Linked DNA regions of Mus musculus: region 1 is linked to region 2. A link is a contact called in ENCODE Hi-C or POLR2A ChIA-PET data. All regions are on one chromosome and are shown on one strand. The core of a region is the stretch at or near the end of the contact, and the rest is flanking DNA. Distances in the headings are between cores, read along the strand shown. Region 1 overlaps Src (Rous sarcoma oncogene). Region 2 holds the start of Src (Rous sarcoma oncogene).

The links. Hi-C counts contacts between places; a loop is a spot of excess contacts on that map. ChIA-PET counts read pairs that join two places held with the same protein, here RNA polymerase II (POLR2A).
Region 1: POLR2A ChIA-PET joins it to region 2 with 51 read pairs in Patski. The contact joins the enhancer-like site here to the promoter of Src in region 2. A Hi-C loop is called at or near these places in 2 of 37 maps with a recorded cell type or tissue (both left cerebral cortex). POLR2A ChIA-PET finds 5 or more read pairs at or near these places in 4 of 5 experiments (Patski and embryonic stem cell).

Annotation. Positions count from the first base shown.
Region 1 is chr2:157,455,505-157,459,893 of GRCm38, reverse strand. Src (Rous sarcoma oncogene) reads right to left here. Exons shown (of 15, transcript NM_009271.3): 3 at 4,127-4,303; 4 at 2,563-2,817; 5 at 1,261-1,360; 6 at 1,034-1,051. The coding sequence starts at 2,809. Among named protein-coding and RNA genes, the nearest start is that of Src, 33 kb to the right of the region's middle. Within about 2 kb of position 2,338, at least 1 of the 3 ENCODE cell types and tissues checked has a DNase peak (open chromatin) inside an H3K27ac peak, as active enhancers do.
Region 2 is chr2:157,421,850-157,426,826 of GRCm38, reverse strand. Src (Rous sarcoma oncogene) reads right to left here and starts at 2,534. Exons shown (of 15, transcript NM_009271.3): 1 at 2,413-2,534.

The DNA of each region.
Region 1 (4,389 bases), core at 1,089-3,588, 33 kb before region 2:
CTTCCCTTTAGGAGGGAAGGAGCAGCTGGCCACACTGGTGGGGAGGTACTAGGGAGGTCTCTTCCCCAGGGCGCCAGTCCAGGAAAAGAAGAGAAAGTGCCCAGGTCCCATCCTGGGCTTGCTATCGGTAGCCACATGACCTTGGACAAGGGCCTTCCTGACTTTGAGCCTCAGTTTCCTCATTCACAAAATAGAGCCAGCCCCTCCACCATTGCTGCTGTCCCCACCCCACCCCCCGGGGATCAGAGATAACGAGATGGAGGGGTATGAATGACAGTGACCGGTGCAGAACGTGGAACCTGCTCACTTTTGCCTCACACAACGGGCATCCCCTCCCTGGATCTTGAGGGCTGAATAGGAGTTCACCAGATGGATACAGGAGAAGTATTTCAGGCAAACGGAGTAGCATGCACGAGGAACGGGAGGCATGAGCAGCGAGACACGCCCAGGGAGACGGAAAGCCTACCTCTTTAGCCAGACCTTTGGGGCACTTTATGATGGATCCTCTCTACCCTCCAGAGCAGCTCAAATCAAAGTCCCCAAGCCTTACCTGCTCCAGGGAGAGGCCTCCACAGCCCAGCACATACCTCCAACCAGCAGCTGCCCCCCTCCCAGGGATGCTGCCCTTACCTGCTGTGGCTCACTGTCCTTCCTTGGATGGGCAGTCTGATAGAGACAGCCCCCTCTCCCGGGGACATCTTGCAGGGACCCCGGCCTGCTTCTATCCACCCCTGACCTGGTCTGGTGTAACCCACTCCCCACCACACTGCCTCCCTCCCTGGCCTACAGAATACACTGGGTCCTGCATGTAGCTGGCACCCAATGTGGAATCACAAATCAGAACAGGGAGGAAGAGAGCTAACAGGAAGGTGTGGGGAGAAGATGGAGGGTCGGCTCATACAGGTGGGATGCAGGGTAAGCTAAAGGGACGGGGAGAGAGCTGGAAACACACAGGGGCGGTGGAGGAAGCACATGCAGAGAGCAGCCCCCAGCCTCAGCGAAGCATCCCCCTCTACCTGGCCTCGGTACACACCTGACATCCACCTTCCTCCTAAGGGCCAGCGAGAGAGAAGCAGAGAGAAGGAGAGGCTGAGGTGCGAAGACAGGGCCCAGGACAAGGGAGGATACTGGTTGGGGTCTAGGGAGGGCCGCCACCCACCAAGAGCAGAAGCAGCCCTGTAGGCTCTGCACCGCCCTCTGCCGGCAGCTCTCGGTAAGACAGACCCACGCTCCCAGTGCAGTCCCCGCCAGGCCACTCACGTGTTATTGACAATCTGCAGCCGCTCCCCTTTCTTGAAGGACAGGTCAGTCTCTGTCCGTGACTCATAGTCATAGAGGGCCACAAAGGTGGTCACCCCACCTGCAGAGAAGGATGAGAGGTGTCAGAACCCTGCAGGGGCTGGGTCAGGCGCCGTTCTCACTCACCAGCCTGTCCCTGGGAGGAAGCTAAGTACGCTGTGCCTTCCTGCTGGGCTGCAGACTAGGTGTTCCTTATCTAATGAGTCTATTGACACAAGCAGAAGTCCCGTCCCCGTCCCCGTCCCCCCCGTCCCTGTCCCCCCCCCCCCCCGAGATCAGGCTCCCTTGCTCTGCACTCAGGGGCAGCACACAGAAGATGCCCCAAGCCCCACACTTAAGGGACTCTGCCTGTGTGTGTGCCTGGCAGCTCGAGGTTTCTGGTCCAAGTTTCAGGACCCTTCCCCTGATTCTCCCCTCACCCACAGCTGCTCCGTGGAATCCTGCATCCCACCCTCGGTTGCCCGAGGCTCCACAAATGCTTCTCAAATGATCGAATGGGTGTGTGGCTGCATGGCGGGAAGTGGGCTGCCCGTCCAAAGGTCTCACCACAACCAAGTTCCTGTGGTGGGATGTGGAGCTGGGAACCCCTACATCCCGTGTCTGCATTCTGCATGCAAGATGGTAGACAGGCCCATCTGAGGGGGCGAGGTTGTATGCACACCTGTATCTGTGTGTGCTCTGGCCCAGGTGTCTCTAGGAATTGTTGGTGTCTCCACTCAGTGTGGGTTCATGCCCAATGTGGGCATATAACATGGTTGAGTCTGGGTGGGATTTGTACGTGTAGGTGTGCAGCCATGCGTGTGGCTCTGTCTGAGCGTGGGATTTGCACGCATGGGCGTGCAGCCGTGAGTATGGCTCCGTCAGAGTGTGGGATTTGCACGTGTGGGTGTGTAGCCATGCATGCAGGAGCGTGAGTCACCCCGCTCAGCTCCTGGGCGGCAGGGCTGCCGCACCACACAGCGCCAGCAGAGGGCGCAGGGGCGCACTCGGGCCATCGCACAGCAGAGCCAGGAACAAAGGCTGGGCGGAGGCGGCAGCTAGTCCGTGGCGGTCCATCCCCTGAGGGCCTCAGGGTCCCCTCCCCTACAACCCTCTCCTTCAGAACCCGTTATATACTCTGAACCTGGGAGCCCGAAAGCGCCAGGAGCCCCGCTTTCCAGTTTACGAATCCTTCCCCATTCGCAGCCTCGGGAAAACCGAGTCCCCAGAACCCAGAGAGGGTGCACCACAGCTCAGGGACACACAGCAAGGGGGAGGGCTGACCTGCCAGAGGCCCCGCCCTCTGCGGGGAGGTGACGGTGTCCGAGGAGTTGAAGCCTCCGAAGAGCTTGGGCTCGGCCGCGGGCGGCACGAAGGCGGCGCTGGGCCCGCGGTGGCCGTCGGCGGAGGCGGGCTTGCTCGGTGTCTGTGAGGCCGGGAAGGCGCCCCCTGCCCCGTGCACGTTTTCCGAGGGCTCCAGGCTGCGGCGCCGCTGGCTGGCGTCCTTGGGCTTGCTCTTGTTGCTGCCCATGGTCCTGGCTAGGGGCGACAGAAATCCCCGAGGTAGAGGAGAGCCTCTGGGAGGAGACAAGCCACCCCACCCACTTATCGGATAGGGAAACTGAGGTCCTAAGAAGGGGACTAGCCACCCTGGGAGGACTCGTCTCATTACACCTGTCAAATGAATTGCTGGCACCTTAGGACACAGCTATGGAGAGAAGACATACCAGTCCAAAGTCCTGACTGCTGGACCCAAAGTCAGTTTCAGTCTTTCTTAGGCAGGGACACTTGAGTCATATCTATGTCCCCAGCACATAGGAGGGGCTCATTTAAGGATTGCTGAATGAATCCATGCCTGACAAGTCGTCTAACACTGGGGGAAGGTGCAGTACAGTACGGTGGCTTGAAGAAGGGATGGCCAGGCCTCCTGGTCACAGGACCTTTGCAAACACTATTCCCTGACAGCTTCACCTCCCAACTCAGTTTCCTTCAGCTGTCAGCTCAAAGTTACTTCCTGGGTCAGGCAGATGGCTACACAGGTAAAGGCACCTGTCACAGACACTGCTGACCTCAGTTCAATCCCCAGGACCCACATGGTGAAAAGAGGTGGACTGGGGCTGGAGAGGTGGCTCAGCAGTTAAGAGCACTGACTGCCTTTCCAGAGGTCCTGAGTTCAAATTCCAGCAATCACATGGTGGCTCACAACCATCTGTAACGAGACCTGATTCCTTTTCCTGATGTCTGAGGACAGCTACAGTGTACTTACTTACATATAAATCAAGAAAGAAAGAAAGAAAGAAAGAAAGAAAGAAAGAAAGAAAGAAAGAAAGAAAGAGGGAGGGAGGGAGGGAGGAAGGGAGGAAGGGAGGAAGGGAGGAAGGGAGGAAGGGAGGAAGAGAGGAAGAGAGGAAGGAAGGAAGGAAGAAAGAAAGAAAGAAAGAAAGAAAGAAAGAAAGAAAGAAAAAGAAAGAAAGGAAGGAAGGAAGGAAGGAAGGAAGGAAGGAAGGAAGGAAGGAAGGAAGGAAGAGAAACTTCAAGTCACATCCTTTAGGAAGGGGTCCTCAAATTCTTTCATGAGCCCCCAAACTACTGTACCCCCTTGGTTATATGTAGCCCCCTCTTCTTTTAATTCATGAATTGCTCCTGGTATGCACGGAGTGAGGTATACAGCAGGTGCTTAACAAACAACCAAATGATGAGCAGGGGGAGCAAGTCTGAGAGGTCCAGGGACCTGGATACACAGAGGGACCAAGTGAAAGGCCCCATGCCACCCGATGCCTGCTACCTTCCACATCCGTGCCCAACCCAGGAAGCTGGGCTGGGGCTCCCCTCTCCCATCTCTGCTCACCTGATAGGTAGCAGAGCTACCCCAGTGGATCTGGGGAGCAGACTGGGGCCTTGGTGCAGACACCAGCTGTAGTATCCGGGGTCTTGGCCTAAAGACCCTGTTGCACCTCTCCTGCTCCGTGTCCCTAGGCAAGCTGCTCCCTCTCCCTGGGTCGCAACATCCGCACCTGCAGAGATGCTGTGGGGTGTGGACATGAAAACCATTAGAGCTCTCACACACTCTCACACAGAGGATCAGGATCCCGCCAAAATGCCCTTTGACCT
Region 2 (4,977 bases), core at 1,285-3,784:
ATACCCACCTGCTCCCTATGTAAAAACTGGAGGCCAAGATCCTCCTCCAGGCTCCAGTGGGCCCTCATAGGGAGCAGTCCTATTGATAGCGGCCCCATTGGATCATCCTATCTCATAGCTCTCCCTTTGGTTCCCCACAACAATTATACACCTCCCCTCACCTCAGGGCCTTTGCACATACACACCTCTCTCTGCCTGGCACACCTTCCCCTAGCTTCATGCCCAGACGCCCCCTAAATTCCTCCTTCAAGAGTCCTCTGCCTTTATCACAGCCACGAGTATATATTCATTTATCTGGCCACTTGCTTGATGCATGGCCTATCCCCCACACTCCAGTTTCTAGGAGTCAAAGACCTGCTCACAGTTTCCCAGCAAGTCCCCAGGCAGATGACCTTCTGAATAGAAAGGAAGAGCACTGACCCAGCTGCATTCTTGGCTGGCCCGCCACTGCTTCACTCAGCTTAAGCCCCTCCTCCAGGAAGCTGTCTGCTCCTCCTACCACAAAGCTGCTCAACAAAGTTCCCAGGCCCTGGTGCATAGTATATGCTCAATGCGCGATCAAAGTCAGCAGATGGACAGCAAGAACAAAGATCATTTAACCATGTCCTTCCGAGATTCCTGGGGGGCTAGGGGAGCGAGACACACCCTATCCTCACCCCCACCCTCAGATGACAATCAGGGAAGAAGCCCCAAACAGGAGCCAGCCTATGTGCTGGAGGCTGGTGGGGGAGAGGGGGTTCGGGAAAAGGACACAGGAGATAGAGGAAGGTGGGGTGGGAGAGATTAGGGTTGCCCTAAGGCTGGGATGAACAAGGATGAACAAGAGACTAGGGGGAGGGGACGGAGCAGGGAGCATGGCACTCCTAGCACTCATTAGTGTGTGCCCCATGATGTAGACAGGAGGTCAGCTGAGAGGTGACACACTGTAAATCACTTCCCTTGTGGAAAGGTTACCTCACCCAGACACACCTCATCTCCAGTAGGGCCTTATGTCTCTGCCAGGTGCGAGAGATATGGAGGGAAACTTCCAACAATGCCTTGTGCCTGATCTAAAACTACACACCCTTCACCGTCACGGTGGGTTAAAGGGCAGCCAGACAGCTCCTCAGGAAGGCTATATCCTCCTCTGCAGCTGCAGACCAGGCTAACCCCGGGAGGCGTTCACTGGATATCAGCAGCTCTGGTTATAACTGCTCCATTTTCTTTCCTGTGGTTCTGCAGCTAGCACCAGGGCCTTGAACAAGCTGAGCCTGTGCTCTACCACCGAGCTACCTCACAAGCCAACTGATCGATCCTCCCTGAGAGGACTGAGGCCAAAGGGAACCCTTTGTAGCACGGAGTTACCCGCTTCTGCAGGCAGCTGTGCCACAGGTACCTCAACCATCCTGTGCGAGCGAGCTCCAGGATGGGACTCATTTATTGAGCACGCCCCCCCATATATGCCAAGTCCTGGGCTGCGGAAGTGCAGGGAATAGTCACTGATGTGAATAGTCCAAGGGGCGGTCCCTGGCTCAGGTCACTCAGGAAAACAAGAAACCTAGACACCTGGACTCCATAAGGTTGGAAGAGTCCCCTGCCCCCGCCCCTGCCCCCGCCCCCGTGTCCACCTTGGTAACTAAATCTGACCTATACCCAGATGACCCCAACACCACTTGCCTTCACTGGGCAGTCTGTAAAGCCGGGAAGACCTCAGGGTCCCAGAAGCCTCACACACCTCTGTCCACCTTTCTAATCGGAATGCCTCAAAGGTTTATGGGATGGATACCCAGAGTGAGTCCCCTCTGTTCACCCCACCCTTCAACCAGCCCACCTACCACTGAGGAGGGCCTTGGCTCAGAGAGCTAACTAAGGCACAAGTGGTGGTGGGTCGTAGTAGGGGGCACAAACTCACCTCCAGTACCTGCCTGGGTGGGCAAGCGGACCTGGTGGCGGTAGTGAAACCCCAAAACTTTTGCCAACTTCTGAGTCCATCGGTCGCTGGGCCTGCGCAGGGGCGAGGCTGGGGGTTGGGGGGGATGGGGGGCGAGGACAGGGTGGCCCTGTTTCTTCCAGACCAGCAGCACTAGGCCCTACCCAAGGCCCCAGTGAGACCTAAGGAGGTAGTGTGGCCCTCCAGGTGCCCCTTCCCCAACGCCCACCCCACCCCCACCGCCCACTCCGGGCCGGGGGCGCCAGGCCCAGCAGCCGCGATCGCGGGCGGCGCCGATCGGCCGGGTTTTCAAATGTGGCCTAACCGAGCCAGGGGACTCTGCGGCCGAGGGTCCCCGCGTTCCGGTGCCCCCCGCACCCCGCTCGTCCTCCCCCGCGCATCCCAACAAAAGGCCGCGGCGGGCAGCTCGCGGGCCGCGGCGTAGAGTGGGCAGGGCGGGAGCCCGCAGCAGGGCGCGGGGCCGGCGGGGCGGGGGCGCTCACCTGCACGGCGACCGTGAGCTCCGGACGCGCCCGGGCGGACCCCAGCGGGGCGCGCGGCGCTGGCGGGCAGCGGCCTGGCCGCTCCGGCGGGGCGGCCGGTTGGATTCCGGGCCCGGAGAGACAGACCGAGAGAAAGGGAGGAGGCGGCGGCGGTGGCGGCGGCGGCGGCGAGGGGGAGGGAGCGCGCGGGAGGAGGGGCCGCGGCCGCCGCGAGCCGGAGAAAGGAGGAAGCGCGGACCCGGGCCCCGCCGGCGACCCGGGAGACCTGCTGTGCGAGCCGGGCCCGCGCCTCCCGCACCCAGCCCCCCACCCCCCGCAGCTCCGCCCGCGGGGGCGCCCCCCCAACCCCACGCCACGCGCCGGGCTCGGCCTCCCGGGACCACGTTAGCGTTCAACCCTAGCTACCTGAGCTACGCACCGGTGGCTAGCACTGTCCGGAAACTGAGGCACTGGCCACACCAGCCTTGACCCTGAGTGTCTCTAATCCTCAGAGACTGGAACCGAAGGGACAGGGAAATAGTGAGGGGGAGAGGCAGTATTGTTAAAATGTATCAAAAGGCAAAACAGTGGCTCACTATGTGGCCAAGGCTGGCCTTGAACTTGCGGAGCCTCCAGCCTCTGCCAATGGAGGGCAGGAACTTGCGGGGCCCAGCTCAATTAGGCCAAGCCTAAATTCACTTTCAATGCATAAGGAGACCGTGTGCATCTGCTGGGCAGTGTGCTTGTTGCCAGCCACTGAGGATGACAGAACCAACCGGACAGGAAGTAGAGAAGAAAAATGGGGCAAGCGGGATGAGATGTGGCTTCAGGCTGGTCTCAAAGACCACCAGGTTCTAGCGCTGCCCGTTGGGGGTCCAGGAGCATCCTTGACTCCTCCCGTTCACTCTGGAAAGATGGGCCTGACCATCTATCAACCATCTCCATGTTCCTTCCTTGAAAGTGCTTCCATCTCACAGACAGGGAAACTGAGGTTCATGTGGCACAGGCCTGGGCTTCTGGCAAAGATCCCTCCCAAAGGGCAAGTCCCCCATCATCCTAGATTGTGAGAGGCTCCAGCCCCAGGGTACAGCTATGTCTCCCAGGAGACCAGGAAAGGGCAAAGCTTTGAGTCAGACTGATCTGAGGTCACATCTAGGCCAGGTGCCTCAGGGTGTGTTCTGTCCACTAGCTTCCTGTTCCAGCCCCCTCTGTTGTGAAGAAGGAGTGGGCCAGGCTGAAGATCTGAGGGCCTCACTGACAAGAGCAAGTGGGGCCAGGGTAGCCCACTGTGGCCACGGGGACTGCTCAGGGTTTCTCATGAACAGCGGGCAAACTAGCCAGCCACTCCTGTTCGCAGGGCTTGCTTAAAGATTAACGGCAGTTTCCCAGGGCTCCCCTGGGCAGGCTCTGGCTGGAGGAGCAGGTTTCTCCGCCCTCCTCCATGCCTAAGATTTGTCTAATGGCCTTTACTGGCCACTCTGGGCTGAGGGAGGGGAGGGGAGGGTGGATACTCTTCCTGTGAGGCACTGGGGCTGGCTCTCAAACGGCTTGCAAGCACTTACTGAGCAGTGTCCTTCCCTGTGCCATACTTGGTGATGTCAGACTGGTCACCTGGTGTCAGCCTCAGAGGAAGTACGTTCTACTTGGAAATGGGGAGAAATGTGACAATGAACCCATTAGTTTTTCCTTCCAGAGAGTTGGTTAACTATTTGCCAAATGTATCACTACATCTGTCCCCAGAAATTCAACAGGAAAGGTCTGGGTGGTTCTAGAGCTGAGAAGACAGAGAGCTTCAAAGCATAAACTTTAGACTGACAGGCTAAGGTTGAACCCGGAGCTCCACCGTTGTGCAAATATATGCATGACCTAACGTATGCTATTTCCCCCTGAGCCGCAGTATGCCAGCAGCCTGCCCAGTGGGTAAGGCTTCCATGAGAGAGACGAGGTAGGTTTGCACTGATAAGTCCTCACAGTCTTACGTGGAAGAGTGCTGTTGGCTCTGCTGCAGACACAGCCTCCCTCACACGTGCCCTCCTTGAGGGCAGCCTTACATCAGAGGTTCTCAGAAGAACCACCCAGCACAAGGGTTTCATTACTGAACTTTCTGAGTACTCTTTGTTGTTAACCATCCCTCCGGGCTTCCGACTGTAACCCCTACCAGGAATGCCCACCCCTACCACCAGCCTCCACCCTCCCAGGCCTTCGTGATCCTGGGTAAGGGCCATATCCTCCAGGACACGTTTCTAGACACACCCCTGATAGAGACACAACCCCAAGTCCATTCTGGGTGTGTCTGTTTGTACCCTGAGGGCAGGAGCCATGGCCTGGCCTATGCCCAGTATAGAGTGGTCACTGGCCAGCTGGCTGTAGAAAACACAGTGATGTGGCATCCACAGACTGTACGAGGACAAGTTCCAACCTTCCTATCACTGACTCTGACTCTCCTCCTTCTTAGTTACTCACCACTCAAATGGGAACGATCATCCCCATTGCAGAATATGATGGGAGAGATATTGGTCTGGCCTGGCAGACAGATGATCATGTACCTTATTTTGCTCTGTGTTAGTAAAACAGCACCTTACTGCT